2 separate regions of the Homo sapiens genome follow, and region 1 is linked to region 2. Evidence: chromatin loops called from intact Hi-C (ENCODE). Cell type or tissue: HepG2. All regions are shown on one strand. Region 1 overlaps FAM181A-AS1 (FAM181A antisense RNA 1). Region 2 overlaps ITPK1 (inositol-tetrakisphosphate 1-kinase).

What was found. Peaks named below come from ENCODE experiments on the same cell type or tissue, not always from the same donor. Only the 100,000 strongest peaks of a DNase experiment are listed, where the experiment ranks them.
Region 1: a loop joins it to region 2, with 20 times the contacts of the local background. A loop is called at or near these places in 5 of 110 quality-filtered maps.

The regions. Positions count from the first base shown.
Region 1 is chr14:93,902,553-93,910,552 of GRCh38, forward strand. FAM181A-AS1 (FAM181A antisense RNA 1) reads right to left here. Exons shown (of 11, transcript NR_027004.2): 9 at 6,367-6,618; 10 at 5,418-5,560; 11 at 2,178-2,836. Among named protein-coding and RNA genes, the nearest start is that of FAM181A-AS1, 20 kb to the right of the region's middle. In HepG2, CTCF peaks have their summits at 1,168 (motif pointing left) and 4,366 (motif pointing left); DNase peaks (open chromatin) are centred at 359, 3,269, 4,359, 7,399 and 1 weaker place.
Region 2 is chr14:93,100,475-93,108,474 of GRCh38, forward strand. All of the region lies in intron 2 of ITPK1 (inositol-tetrakisphosphate 1-kinase), which reads right to left. Among named protein-coding and RNA genes, the nearest start is that of ITPK1, 11 kb to the right of the region's middle. In HepG2, no CTCF peak of the experiment used is centred here; a DNase peak (open chromatin) is centred at 4,717.

The DNA.
Region 1 (8,000 bases), 800 kb after region 2:
TTATAGGCACGCGCCATCACGCCCCGCTAATTTTTGTATATTTTGTAGAGACAGAGTTTTGCCCAGGCTGGTCTCGAACTCCTGAGCTCAAGCTATCCTCCCACCTCAGCCTCCCAAAGTGCTGGGATGACAGGTGTGAGCCGCGGCGCCTGGCCCACACTCAGATTTCTAACTGCCTTCGTGACCCTGCACGTGCACTGCTAATTGGCACCTCTGATTTCTGGTGACCAGAACGGAACTTTGGATTCCTTCCCCGAAGCTGGCCTCTCCCACAGCCCCTGTTTCCTCAGAAAACAGCCCTTCTGTTTACCTAGTGGCTCGGGTCAAAACTGAGGGGTTACCTTTGATTTCTCCCTCTCTTGAAAGCCCCACACTCACCCTTGTCCAGGGAGCTCTACCTGTAAGGGCCTCACCCTCATGCCAGGCTCCAGCTTGACATTCAGGTCTCAGCTGAAGTGTCCCCAGGGCCTCCCCGACCTGTCCATGGCCCTGTTGAATCCTCTGCCTGGGGCCCATCGCTGCCGGAAGCTCTGTTTGCTTAGTTAGTGTCTGTGCCTCCCCCACAGTGGAATGATCTGGGGCCTTCCTGGGGTCCTGCCACATCCCCACCTCCAGGAGATGACCCGGCACTGAGCAGGTACTCCAGGTGGGTTTGCTGTGGAGCAGGTGGAGGGTCCAGGAGTGCTCAGGACTGGGAAGGGGACACTGCTTTGGAGGAGCAGGGAAAAGAGCTCAGGCAGAGAGAATGAGGGTGGGCGGTAGAGGGGACCAGTGGGGGAGGCCACATGCCAGACCCCCGGGGCTGATGCTGCTGCAGCCCTCAGAGCACCCTCTTGGAATGCTGTCTTCGACTCTAGCCTTTGCTTTCACCGTGGCCACAAGCCTCCTGTGCCACCACACACTCACATTCTGATTGAAGCCCCTCTCTTCACCATCTCGGAAAGCAGCACTGCCGATGACCTCTCTGCACGTGTGGACTGGCTAAAGTCCTTTGCCACGCCTCCTAATGCTGCAACTTAATCATCTGTGTCTCGGTCTCACTCGCTCTTGGGGTGCATCCTCCCTGGGGTCCTGAGAGCCCAGCTTCCCCACCCATGTCAACATGAAACCATTGACCAGCTCCTCCCGGGGGCTCCAGACTCTGCAGTTGGAAGAGGCAAAAGTGCCCTCTGCTGGCCACTGGCTGGCTCCCTGCACCCCAGAGCAACAATCAGGAGTTGAGAGATGAGAAGCCAAGCTCAGCCCTTGTCCCTAACCCTTCTTGTCCTCCCCAACCCCACCCATCACCCGCCCTGTGTTCCCCCAAGTGCACATCTCCCCTCCTGGAACCCTCCTCTTCAAATCTTCCCTCTTGTTCTTCCACTGGTTCATCCACACCCAATCTACACCCCATCCACACCCCCATCATCTGTAAGACTCAAGTTAGTGTCACTTCCTCCAGGAAGCCTCCCCAGACTTCATCCAGGGGAACTGGCCTCGCCTGCCTTCTACTCTTGCCGTCCTTATGAGGACACTCCTCACAGTTTCTGCCACTGCACGGTCCTCATCTGTCCATCTGCCTCTCCCTGCAGGCGACTGCACTCCCTGGGGATGGGGACAATGGCCCTGATGTCCTCAACACCCAACCTAGAGCTGTGCAGGGCAGAGGCTCGCACGGAAAATGTTTGCTGAATGAAGTCAACTGACTTCGGAGGTTCTGAGCAGGACTTCTCTGAGGTGGGTGCCCTGGAGCAAAATACAATATACATATTGGGGAACAAAAACAATATACATAAATATGTGCTCATTAAGAAACATTTCAAACAACAGAAAAGTTTACAAACTAAAAAATGCAACCCTTTTCAATTGTTTCCCAGCCTACAACCTTTCATAAATCACTGCTATTCTCAGTGTGGGGTGTGTTTGTCCCAAACGTTCCCAAGCATTCCCTTTGACTTTATTTTACCTTTCTTCTTTTTTGTTTTTAACATAAATGGGGTGATACAGTACCTATAATTGTATCCCTTTTTTTCATGAAAAGATCCATCTTGAGGTCCTTCTAAGTCAGCAACTGTAGGTTTATGTCATTCTTTTTAGTGGCTGCAAAGCATACCGTACCCAAGTTCTGCCACAGTGTCTAAATCCGAGGCTTGTCAATTATATCTCAGTAAAGCTGGGGATAAATGCTAGGTGTTTGGTTTTTTGATTTGGTGGCTTTTTATTTTACTGTTTTTTGCAGTTGCAAACAACATTTCTGCAAACATCTTCATGCCCGACTCTTTGTGTCCATGTGCACATATTTCTCTAGAATTGACTCTTAGAAGTGGAAATGTTGAGTCTGAAAGCATATCTATTTCACATTCTAATGATACTAGCAAACTCCCTCCAAAAAATGGGTACCAATTGACACTCGCATCAACAATGCATACATGTCTGTTTTTTTCCACATTCTTGACAGCGTTGGGTGTTATTAGATGTAAAATTTTTTTGACACATCTAATCATCGCAACCTTCAAATCCGGCTTAACTCTGATTAAAGCGGGTATTTCCAGAAGCCCTCAGAGAACAGAGCTTCGGAAAGGGTGCATGGTAGAGAGATGAGCCTCTAGCCTCCCAGAGCAGCAGCTGGTAGCTCCACTTCCTTTTCCTTGTCCAGGGAAGGAAAGTCTCTCCCAAAACTCTTGGTCCTGGAGTCATAGCCCAAGCCCCTCAGCAGTTCCCTCAGGAGCAGAGGGTCTCCTGGGTCAACCAGAATCCCCACCGAGGTGGATTTGCTTCTGGCAACATCTCCAGTCTGAATGTGATCCCAGGCGATACTTAAGGAAGCAGCTCCCTCCTGTTCTCTGAAAAATGCCGTCTGCAAGGGAGAATATGCATTTGGGAGAACTGGAGAATTACAAAGGCGGTTATGCACAGTGAGCCCAGGAGAATATGAAACAAAGTGTATGTCCTGCAAGAACCACAGGTTTTGGAGATGTTAAGAGTGGCCTGCTGGGCCCACAGAAGGGGCTGCTGGAGCATCAGAGGGGCTCACCTCTTATTCCACTCCCTCCCCCCACGACCCTAGACAAGAAGGAATCTATTTGGAGAATGACACTTGGAAAGAGCTTGCCATTTGTGTTGCCTAAAAAGATATAGAGAAAGGAGCAACGGGGCATTTCCAACATTCAAACAGTGTCCCATTCATCCCAGATTCCGAGGTCCTCCTGGTCAGCACATGGGAGGTGCGGGGGCAGATGGCCCACAGACACCAGGATTGTGTTTGCAGACTTTAATCTCCTAAGAGCCCAGGGATGGCCTCCAGGGCTTGCTGGCTTGCCTGCCTTCCTGTTTTTATCCTAATAGGCCTTATACAAAGACTTTAAAATGACTCATGGAAAAACCCAAGCTAGGGAAGAGGGCTGGAGTCAGCCACCAAGTGGAGGATGGTGGGAGGCCCACAGGGACGCTCATCAGTGACCCAGGAACCTGAGTGGTCTCAAAAATGCATCTGCAGGAAGGTCAGGACAGGGAAAGTGGGTGCTGGGGGACACAGAATGAACGCTTATTGGAGAACGTCCTGGGAAAGAGAAAAACACCGGTGCTAAAATACATCCCCGAGATGGGCATGGTATTTAATTTCCAACCTGCTTCCATTTGTATGTACTCAGACATTCTTTCCTCCTATGAGGAAGGCAGAGTGGGTTTTATTAGCCCTATTTACTGATGCCCAGAGAAGGGGTGTCCTCCCAGGTAGCACCCCTGACCCAGAGGCAAGGCTCCTCCTCCCAGTTTCTTAGGAACTTGTGGGCCTTATTTGCCTGGCCAACTATTCTGCATCCTTTACGGCTCAAATCTGCCACCAGAGCTGTCCCCAAGGCCTCTACTATCAGCCCTTCTGCTTGTGTCCAACTAACACTCCGAGCCATGTCCTGTCATTGTGTGCTGTAACTCTGTCATCTTCGGGCTACACAGTAGGTAAACTCCTCTCCCACCTCCTCCACCTCCCCTGGCCTGGCCTCTCCCACCCGGCGTGGCTGAGCAGAAGTGTGTGGAATAGCTGGATGGGAGTGTCAGTAGATGCTAAGGGACAACTAGACATGTCACTGCAACCCTGAAGCCAAAGTAAGCCAGGGTGCCTCAAATGTGCACCACCTGCCTGGCAAAACCACTGTGGGGTTCTGAGGATCCCAGTTCTACTCAGGAAAAGGAGAAAGACAATCCTGGGATCCAGGTGGAGGGTGGAGGTAGAGAAGGAAAAGGAGCCGGAGTCTGGAATGCCTCAGAGGTGCTGGCACAGGGAGGGAAGGGGCAGGGCGGGGGCTACTGGCCTAGGCGCCTTCAAGAACGGACGGAAAGGCTTCTTTCACCGGAAGCACAGAGGCCCCGAGCAATTCCAAGGGCTCCCTCTCGTGGCCATTTGAGGCCAAAGCTGAGTGTTCAGGTGAATCCTGCATTTTCCTCTGTTAGCCAAGGGTGCAGAAAATGGGTTCAGAAGAGAGAGGAGGAGCACTGGTCTTGGAGTCAGGATTCATGTCCTGACCATGCCACTAATTCACCAGGTTGCTTTGGGCAAACCACTCCACCTCTCAGCCTCAGTTTCCTCACCTGGTTAATGAAGTGGTCTACCTGGCACCATGGCTCATGCCTGTAGTCCCAAAGCTTTTGAGGCCAAGGCAGAAGGATCATTTAAGGCCAGGAGGTTGAGACTAGCCTGGGCAACATATCAAGATCCTGTCTCTACAAAAAAAAATGTTTATGTAATCCCAGCACTTTGGGAGGCCGAGGTGGGTGGATCACGAGGTCAGGAGTTTGAGACCAGCCTGGCCAATATGGTGAAACCGCATCTCTACTAAACAATACAAAAAAAAAAAATTAGCCAGGTGTGGTTGCACATGCCTGTAGTCCCAGCTATTTAGGAGGCTGAAGCATGAGAATCACTTGAACCTGGGAGGCAGAGGTTGCAGTGAGCCAAGATCATGCCACTGCACTCCAGCCTGGGCAACAGAGTGAGACTCCATCTCAAAAACAAAAAAAATGTTTAGAATTAGCCAGCATGGTGGGGCGCATCTGTAATCCCCACTACTCAGGAGAATGAGGTGGGAGAATTGCCTGAGCCCAGGATTTCGAGGTTGCAGTGAGCCATGATCATGCCACAGCACTCCAACCTGGGTAACAGACTAAGACACTGTCTAAAAACAACAAACTAAGAGGGTTGGATGAGATGAATGGCTCTCACAAATGAGAGTCCTGAGATAAACACTCTGCACATGTTTCTGTAGCCTGTCCCAATGACATGGCAGGACTTTGGCTTTGAGATGATAGTGACATTGATGGGTTGTTTCTGTGCTTAGCTCCGTAGCACAGGCCAGCTCTGGGCTGAGCCCTCCACATGTGATGGCAGGCAGGTGCCACACACAGAGGAAGAGGCTGAGGGTCAGAGAGGTTACATGACTTACCCTTGGCCACTCAGTTGGTGAGTGGCAGAACTGGGACCTGAAGCCAGGTTTATGGCTCCAGAGCTCCCCAGTCTCCTCGCCCATGGTGTTTCTCATGGTTTCTAAGGTCCTTTTCATCTCCAACTATCTGTGATTCAAGGTGTCTGACGAAGAAAAGAGATTCACAGGAGAGAGTAGGGTCTTGGCAGGTAGATAAGATAGGAACCAAAGAGACAGTTGACAGGACAGTCAGGCCTAGAGCAACCTCATAGACGAAAAGCACGGTCTTTACAGGAGAAGAAATTATGACCACCACTCAATTAGCCATCAAAACTATGTTTTCTGGGCCACCAAGGAGCACAAGAAAGGGCCCCATTGTCCGAAAACATGTTGAACTAAAATATCATCAGACTTTTAAAATAAACTTTGCAACTGCCCACACCAAACTTGCTGTCTCTGAGCAGCCTGGAAGTTCTCGAATATCCATCCATTTATCCATCTGTCCAACCATCCATCCATCCACACATCCATTTATCCACCCACCCATCTCCCCATGCCTCCATCCATCCACCCATCCATTCAATTGCCCACCTATCTACTTATCCATCCAACCTGTCCATTCAGTCATCCACTTCCCCATCCATCCATCCACCCACCCATTTCCCCATCTTTCCATCCATCCATCCATCCATCCATTTACCCATCCATCCAACCCTGAAGCCAAAGTAAGCGAGGGTGCCCCCTCGCTTACTTTGTGCACCCTCATCTACCCATCCATTCATCCATATGTCTGTCCATCAAACATTGCTGAGCCCTGAGCTACTGGTGCCTTATTCTCAAGAGCTCCTAATTGGATATTATTGGATATTATATGTCTCAGACATGTAGGGCAAAAAATGCAGAAATGTGTTGCATTAATTATCTATTGCAACAGATTGCTTAGCAGCTTGAAACAACAAGCTTGGATTACCTCACACAGTATCTGTGGGTCAGGAGTCTGGGAGTGGCTGAGCTAGGCTCAAGGTCTTTCATGAGGTTGAAGTTAAGATATTGACTGGGAATGGAGGATGTGCTTCCAGAATACTTGCTTATATGGCTACTGACAGGAGACCTCAATTCTCCACTGGCTTTTGGCCCAAGTCCTCTCAGCTCCTCATCACATGGGCCTCTCCTCAGGGCTCCTTGAGCATCCCCACAACATGGCAGCTGGCTTCCCCTAGAGCTGATCCAAGAGATTAAGGAGGAAGCTGCTGAGCCTCTTATGACCTCATCTCTGAAGTCACAGATGGTCACTTCATATCATTCTATTCACTAGAAGAGTGACTAAATCCAGACCACACTAAGGGGAGGAGTATTAGGCTCCACTTCTTAAAGGGATGAGTATCACAGAGCTTTCGACATACTTTAAAATCATCGCATGTGTGGAAGGTGCTGAGATAGAGTGTGAAGGATACTGAGAGGCAAGAGGGAGAACGTGGTCAATTCTACCTAGAATAATAGAGGGAGTCAGAGAAGTAAAGTTCTAACGAGGTGATAACGAATGAGCTGAGTTCTGTCCTAGACCTGGAATGTGACCTTAAACAACCCACCATCCCTTCCTGGGTCTCTGTGTTGTGGAAATAAATTGGGACCACCCAAAGGAGATCAAACAGAGGCCATTTATTGTGTGCTTGGTATGGCAAGGGAATGGGCCACTGTCACTTGCATTTGACAGAGACTCCCAGGCAGGCAGGGTGAGGGGAAGCATCATAGTGAAAAGGGGGAGGCCTCAGGTGTGCCCTGACTGGAGGTTGTTGCATGGGGAAGCGGGAGGTGGCTAGCTGGAAGCCCGACATCTTATGTGATTGCATTAGGAGCATATTTGGCTTTCTTTCATGGGTGTTGAGTTGGAAGCAGTAGTCAACAATAGGGAAGCTGACCAGGATTGACAGAGCCCTGACCATTCTGGGCCCATTGCCACAGAGGTTTGGTTTGGCTTCATGTGCTGCTTGCTGCAGAAATTGTGGGCCAAGGTTCTCTTTTCCTACACAGGCAGGCCATTGTCTGTTTGTACTTTGGGCTTTCGGGGTCCTCCCCTGAAAATCAAAGGTTGGTTGGCTGAGCTCTGAGGTCCTGCCCAGCCCTGACATTCTGAGGATCTGGCTTCTTCACCTGGAAATGAGGTGTACAGAGATGGAGATGTACTGGATGGAAAAAGGACTGGCTAGTCTGAGGGGTGGCCATGCCAGAGGTGAGGCCTTGTGGACAAACTGGAGATGAAAGACAGGGAGATGCCTCGAATGGACCCTCTTTCCTGCGGGTACTCCCAGGAGTTTCCAATTCTCAGCATCCCAGCATCTTTGACTCTGGACATGGAAGGTTACAGGTCACCTCAGGCAACTTCCCCAGTGCACACACTGATGCTTAAATCTGCATTACTATCTTCTCCCCAACTGTCAGTCTTATTCTTGCTCGATTACCTCTGGAGACAGCAAGCTCACTCTCAGTGGAGACAGGGGTGTGGCCCATCTGGTCTGGCACATGAGGTGGCTTCCAAGATGGCTGGTACATGTGCTGTGCTCAGCCCCTGAGCACTCATCCCACCACATCCTCCCCAGGCTGACC
Region 2 (8,000 bases):
GAGAATGAAGCCAATGTAAAAGAGACCAGGGAAGCAGGGAGGGGGCCGGGGGGAGAGAGGAGGGAGAGAGAGAGAGAGAGAGACAGAGAGAGAGAGAGACAGACAGACAGACAGACCAGGCCCTATTGGACTGTCGCCTGAGTCTACCTACACCTGAAGCCAGAATGCCCCAAGGATCTGACTCAGGAACCAATACATCCCCTTTATTACCGAACCCGCTCAGCACTGAGGCTCCTGTCAGAACCCATCCACCCCTGTGGCTCTAGGAATCAGCCATACAATCGACTTACTGCTCAGATCATTAGCTGACGAGACCCCAATGACTCATCACATCTGTTGGTTAATTGAGAGTGAGAGGACTGGAGCACACAGCAATGGAAACAGATTTGCAGCCATGTGGCCCACTCCATAGGTCTCACTGTCCAGGGGGTCCCAGCCTGAAGCACATGCAGAAGCACTCACAGAACTGCCCACGTCCCAGATGGCTGCGTCAGGGAAGGGGCACCCACTCACTCCCCCATCCTTCCCAGGAGAGCATCCCAAATCCAAAGAATTGGTTCCTGTCACATTCCCAGCAAGGTTAGGAGAGACCACAGGGCCCATCAACAAAAATAACTCATCCTGGCCGGGATGGGGTCCACCAATCATGGCCCAGAACAGAACACACCCTCGCCTCTTCACACTCCTAGAGGTTCCCTGGAGGCCACAGGTGTACTTCTGGGCTGCGAAGCTGTCAGCCCAAAGCTCTACATGTGTGACCCTGCAAGGCCAGCCACTCTGAGCTGCAAACCCTTACACGCAAAGGCCTCTTCTGGCTCAAAGGTTTTCAAAAGTTACTCCTCTAAGATCGTGAATCTCTGTACCTCTGGACTCTGTGGAGGTTTACTCTGATACCACCTGACACAGGTGAGTAAGGGGCCACTTTCCCCCTTCTTCCTTCCAGAGATGGCCTCTGCCCTGCACAGAAGGGAAGTTTGCATGTGCTGACCCCCTCCTATGCATGAGCACAAGGTCACCTCTTACTGACAAGGAAATTAAGGCCCAGAGAGGAGCTGAAACACACCCACAGTCATCCACCTAGTAAGAAGCCGAGGCCGGGCACGGTGGTTCACGCCTGTAATGCCAGCACTTTGGGAAGCCAAGCCAAGTGGATCATTTGAGGTCAGGAGTTCGAGACCAGCCTGGCCAATGTGGCAAAACCCCATCTCTACTAAAAATACAAAAAATTAGCTGGGCGTGGAGGCGTGCGCTTGTGACTCCAGCTACTCGGAAGGCTGAGGCAGGAGAATCGCTTGAATCCAGGAGGTGGAGGTTGCAGTGACCTGAGATCGCGGCACTGTGCAAACTGATGTTTGAACCCCACCCCCAGGGTGATCGGCTATGAAACCCCGGGAAAGTCACTTACCCTCTCTGAGCCTCAGTCTCCACATACGGACTGACAGCTTCAAAGAGCCACATGTTAGCGCTCAGCACCATGTCAGGCATGAAGCTAGAGCTCCAGAGACAGGAGCCACTGCTGTTTCTGGAGCTAACTGTCCTTATACCACTTAACAATGCAGGGCAGGGTGACTCTGCAAGCTTAAGTGCATTTCTGGAGGGACTCCCCTGCCCCTAACCCTCCACACTACAGGCACCTCGTCAGCTCCCCCAAAAGAACGAGGCACATTCCTCACCAGGAGGGCTCCTCCTGATATGTAGACAAAGGTCAGAAGCTGGGGCCTGGACTGGCCTCTCCACAGCTACAGGCTTCCCCAGAGCAGCGAGAGGATGGGGCACCCAAATCTCCGCAAGCACAGGCCACGGCTTGGCTGCGCCCAGGTCAAGGTGATAAAAAGGGTGCTTGGGAGCTGACTGTGCAGGAAGCAAAACCTTTCTCCAACACGATCCCAATGCCGCGGGACACACCTTCCTGCAGGGAGGCGGCAAAGGCCTCTAGTGGCAAGGCCATAATTCCTTTTCTTTTCAAGGATCCCATGACGAATGTTAGGACTTTAAAATCTTAAAGAAAATAGGCTGGGCTGGGCGTGGTGGCTCACACCTGTAATCCCAACTCTTTGGGAGGCTGAGGTGGAAGGATCACCTGAGGTCCGAGAATCACTTAAACCTGGGAGGTGGAGGTTGCAGTGAGCCAAGATCACACCACTGCACTCCAACCTGGATGACAGAGCAAGACTAACAAAAAAGAAAAAGAAAATAGGCTGGCTAGGCACAGTGGCTCAAGCCTATAATCCCAACACTTCGGGAGGCTGAGACGGGCGATCGATCAAGCTCAGGAGTTACAGCCAAACCTGGCCAACACAGTGAAACCCTGTCTCTACAACAACGGCAAAAAAGACAGAAACAAGTCTGGGAGTGGTGGCTCATGCCTGTCATCCCAGCACTTTGGGAGGCCGAGGTGGGCGGATCACGAGGTCAGGAGATCGAGACCATCCTGGCTAACACGGTGAAACCCTGTCTCTACTAAAAATACAAAAAATTAGCCGGGCATGGTGGCAGGCGCCTGTAGTCCCAGCTACTCGGGAGGCTGAGGCAGAAGAATGGCATGAACCTGGGAGGCGGAGCTTGCAGTGAGCCAAGATCGCGCCACTGCACTCCAGCCTGGGCGACAAAGCAAGACTCCATCTCAAAAAAAAAAAAAAAAAAGAAAGAAAGAAAGAAAAAAAGAAAAATAGGGCCGGGCATGGTGGCTTACGCCTGTAATCCCAGCACTTTGGGAGGCTGAGACGGGCAGATCACGAGTTCAAGACCAGCCTGACCAACACAGTGAAACCCCATCTCTACTAAAAATACAAAAATTAGCCGGGCGTGGTGGCGCGTGCTTGTAATCCCAGCTACTCAGGAGGCTGAGGCAGGAGAATCGCTTGAACCCGGGAGGCAGAGGTTGCAGTGAGATTGCACCACTGCACTCCAGCCTGGGCAATAGAGCAAGACTCCGTCTCCATCTCAAAAAAAAAATAAGAAGAAGAAGAAACTCACGAGCCCAGGACCCTGAGAGGTACGTGACCCAGCACACTGTGGGCAAGAGCTCCCAGTGGTGAGACAACTGCCCTGAAGCTCTCCCTAAGACTGACCCTGGGGCTCCAGGAGACTGTGGTGCTCACTGCTGTATCAATCCCCAGAACCCAGGAGTGCCCAGCATACAGCAGGCACTCAGTAAGTATGTGGCATGTAAGTGCATAAAGGAATGAATGGGGTGTTTTTTAAAAAGAAGATGCCACGGCCCACCCCAGATTCATTCCAGGGGAGGGGGAGGCCTGGGAACCTGCACTAGGACAAGTACCCCAGGGTGGAGACCGGATGTTTCCTCACCTCCGCAGCCCAGCCCTTGACTGTTGGATGGAAACAGGGTGTGAGGCAGAAATGAAAGTGAAACTGCCACAGGAGGGTTCTCTCTGCACCCATCTACCATGCCCCGCCCTGCCCAGGAAGCAGCAAGCTGACCACTGGAGGATCCCCCAGAAAAAGATGGGTGGCAGCTCCCAGCAGAGATGTGTCAGAGGCCCCAGGCCCTGCCTTGGGCGGGTAGGAGGGCAGGTGAGGTGGCCTCTTGGGTGGAGGGGGAATCCTATCATTTGGCCCTAGGGCGGGTGCACTGCACCCACCTTACAGTTGGGAGGGCAGAGGCTCAGGACAAGTCTCATGCTCCAACTTCACTGCCATCTCCACCATGCACTATCCTCCTGGGCCCAACAACTGCACACAAAGGATGCTCAGAAAAGAACCCCTTGAGGCAGGGCGCGGTCGCTCACACTTGTAATCCCAGCATTTTGTGAGGCCAAGTTGAGCAGATCACCTGAGGTCAGGAGTTTGAGACTAGCCTGGCCAACATGGTGAAACCCCATCTTCTCCACTAAAAATACAAAAATTTGCTGGGTGTGATGGCGGGTGCCTGTAATCCCAGCTACTGGGGAGGCTGAGGTGGAGGTTGCAGTGAACAAAGATCACACCTTGCACTCCGGCCTGGGTGACAATAGCGAAACTCCATCTCAAAAAAAAAAAGAACAGAACTCCTTGATTTTCCTGACATCGATCGACGGCAGCTGGATGCTGTGTTGAAGACAAAGGCAACCTGGCGGAGTGGAAACAGCATGGTTTCAGGAGTCACCCATCCCTGAGGGTGAATCCAAGCTGTGCTGCTCACAGCACCTGGCCTCTCCCTGAGTCTCAGGGCCCTCATCTAGCAAATGGAGACCCCTCAGCCATCCTGGAGGGTAGTTATCCCATCTGCAATAGTGCCTGACCCCCATGGTAGGTTCTCAGGATCCTCTGAGATCTGGCATGAGCCATGAATGTACAAGGGGGCAGAGAGGAAGCAACACAGCCCTGCCAAAGCACAGCAGGCCGCCTGAACAAACCCAGAGTCCCAGTTTCTGGCTTGGGCTCCAAGAGCGCCCAGAGTGACCCCAGGCTAATAAGAATGGTTGCTGAGGAGTCCATGGGTTTGCAGCGTAAACTGCTGAGGAAAACGCCACAAGTGTCTATCTGGCCAGATCGGTCCCAGGAATGTCTCTTGTGCAAAACTAGCTCCTTTCTATACACTCCGGGCAAACCAGCAGCCAGAGGCAAGAAATCTGAAAAGGCTTCTTTTGAGAAGGAATTTGGCAAAAGGTAGCAACAGCAGGTAGAACTGGGCTGGGCTGACGACCTGGTGCCCCTGCCATGTCTCCCTCCTGCATGAGGGGGCTCCAGTGAGGCCTCAGGTGAACGGTGCCAGACTGGAGATTCCCACAGTGAGCTCAGGGTACAGAGACCCAGGAGCCAGCCTGGGAACCTCTGGCTCCAGCAAACCTCCTGGAGGGGACCTGCCCCTGAGAAGTCTGAAACACACTGCTTCAGCCTTGGCTAACTCGGTGCTTCCCCACGCCTGACAGTTTTGGGGTAAGGTCTTCTGAGGCACTTCATGAAATGACAGTGAGTAGTTTCCCATAAAAATCATCAGGGTACTTCACAAGGAGCTCCCCAGCCCCCTTCCCAGGAGAATCTTCATCTCACAGGGAAGGGAGACTTCAGGATGTGTACTTCTCCCTTCTCCCCAGTGCCCCTGGAGCTTTTTTTTTTTTTTTTTGGAGACGGAGTCTTGCTCTGTCACCAGGCTGGACTGCAGTGACGCAATCTCGGCTCACCACAACCTCCGCCTCCTGAGTTCAAGCGATTCTCCCACCTCAGCCTGCCGAGTAGTAGCTGGGATTACAGGCACCCACCACCACGCCTGGCTAATTTTTGTGGGGTTTTTTTTTTTTTTTTTTGAGACAGAGTTTCACTCATGTCACCCAGGCTGGAGTACAGTGGCGCGATCTCGGCTCACTGCAACATCCACCTCCCGGGTTCAAGCGTTTCTCCTGCCTCAGCCTCCCGAGCAGCTGGGATTACAGGTGCCAGTCACCACACCCAGCTGATTTTTTGTATTTTTAGTAGAGACTGGGTTTCACCATGTTGGCCAAGCTGGTCTTGAACTCCTGACCTCAGGTGATCCGCCCGCCTCAGCCTCCCAAAGTGCTGGGATTATAGGCGTGAGCCACCACGCCCATCCCCTGGTGTCTCTTTTGTTGGGCAAGTTTGGCAAACAAGTAACTTGGAGGAAGATCGATGACTGCCAAAGAGCACACAGGTCAGGCGCGGCTTCCCTCGGCTCCCTTGGGCACCTGAGACCTAACCTGATTCTTGAGAAAGGTCAGCTGACCCACCCACTACCACCCCATCCACCCCACCACCCCACAGCCCAGAGCGGCTCATTTCCAGAACACAAAGGCTGGACTGAACCAGACCCACGGGGAGCATTTTGTCTTCCTATCCCTGGCCCCGAGGGCATAACTGCAGCCTCCCTCGGATGGGAGGAAGGTCACACTGTCAGGAAACAAGGCTCTAGAAGGACACCCCGACACCTCCTTGAACCACCCTGTCTAAGGTGGAAACCGGCCTCAGTTCTGCCCAGAGCTGCCTGCCCTCCAATCCACATGGAACCCAGGGCTTATGGCAGAGGCTTATAAGGCTTATGGTAGAGGCCAGGGTGTGTGGCCTCTACAAAGTGGACACCGTCCACCCTGTGGGTCCTTTAGCTCCTGGAGAGAGCTCTAGGCCCCTCTTGCTGAATGTCGCCTCCTTAGAGAGGCCTTCTCTGACCACAGAGTGCTAAAGTGGCTGCAGCCACTGCGCCATAGTTCTCTCCTGTTTGCAGGTTTCCTGGCTCTAGTCACACCTTGCAGCATTTCCAGTGCATCTGAGAGCTGGTTTGCCTTCACCTCCTGCAGGTGTACATGCCGGCAAGGACCAGCACCCAGCACAGGCCTGGCCAGGGCAGATGCTCAGGACTTGCCCACAAGCCCCTCCGGAACCTGGGACTTACCACCTAACTCTCTCCCCATCTCCCCCACCCCTGGGGTTTCCTTCCTGGCCCAGAGCATTCCAGAGTCACAAGTGGCTTTGGCTGAGCCATAGGGACATGAAAAAGGCTTCCAAAAACCACCAGGCAGTTATTGATCCACTAACATACTTTTTTTTTTTGAGACAGAGTCCAGCTCTGTCACCCAGGCTGGAGTGCAATGGTGCAATCTTGGCTCACTGCAATCTCCACCTCCCGAGCTCAAGCAATTCTCCTGCCTCAGCGTCCCAAGTAGCTGGGATAACAAGCACCTGCCACCATGCCCTGCTAATTTTTGTATTTTTAGTAGAGATAGGTATTCACCATGTTGCCCAGGCTGGTCTTGAACTCCTGACCTCAAGCAATCTGCCCGCCTCAGCCTCCCAAAGTGCTGGGATTACAGGTGTAAGCCATCACACCCAGCCACTAACAGATTCTTTTTTGAGCTCCTATGTGCACTGGTATAGGCACTGGGGTTTCAGCAGTAAATAAAGCTGCCAAAATCTCTACCTTCATAGAACCAACTACTTAAAAACAAGACAGACTTAAAATAAGCAGGACAATGAGCAAGTCAGAGAGGAAGAACAGGCCCAGTGGTGGGGGCCTAAGTATCAGTGAAGATTCTGACGGCGAGAGAGGTTTGGAACGAAGACATCTCCCTGAAGCTGTCTGGGAGGGCCTTTGGCCTGTGGGTCCCGATTCACCCTCTGGGGCAGCTGAGTCTGCAGGTGGCCTCTGCCACAGGTGTGCCCTGGAACATCATGAGCAATTAACAGGGTGGGGCACCCAGCACTCAAGGGCCTGGAGGGGTGGGGGGATGCGGAGCGGGGTCTGGAGTCTGGAGCTCCCTTGTGAGAGTGATTCTTGACGCTCCACGGCTCCACGGGATCTCTGACACGAATCTCAGATCCACCCCACCGAACCCTAAAAATGGCTGTGGGAGCACTCCCAGGGGCCATCCAGAGGATGGGCCTACAGAAACCAGCCCATGAGGCTCTGCTGGGGAGATGCAGGCCACAAGGGCAGCTGCTTTCTGAGCAGGCTCAGAGCAGCAAGACGAAGCCCCAGAAAGACTCAAAGGGCCCCACAGGTATGGCCTGGCCACTCTAATACACACCGTGGGCCGCAGCCGGGAGGAAAGGCCTGTTCACAAGGAGGCTTTGGCCAGTGGTGAGTGGGGAGCACTCGGCTTGGAGCGAGGCAAGTTCCCCTCCCACATTTCCACTGTGTGACCATGGGCCAGTTCTCGGGAGTCCCACACCCTCTCCAGAGCAAGGCCACACACACCCGGGCCGGCTCCCCAAGGGCCACCAGAGTGGGAGAGGCTGGGCTGGGCCCAATTCATGCAGGATGGGGAAGGTGTTTAAGACAGTGACTTTGCGAGGGAAAGAAGGAGGTGCACAGCTCTTGAATGCTTTGCTTCCTAAAATGAATGCTACTTTTTAAAAGGGAAGTGCCATAGTATTCTCTCAAATGTAGCTTTCCAGCTGAATTCAAAATGAGTGGGAACTGAAACCCTATTTACATCCAGCTGTTCAGGAACTGTGCTCATGGGGCACTTGACTTTAAGTATTTACTGAATGTCCCAAACCTGCTAAACCATGTGGGAGAAATAACCGGTAAAGGCAGGATGGCCCAGTGG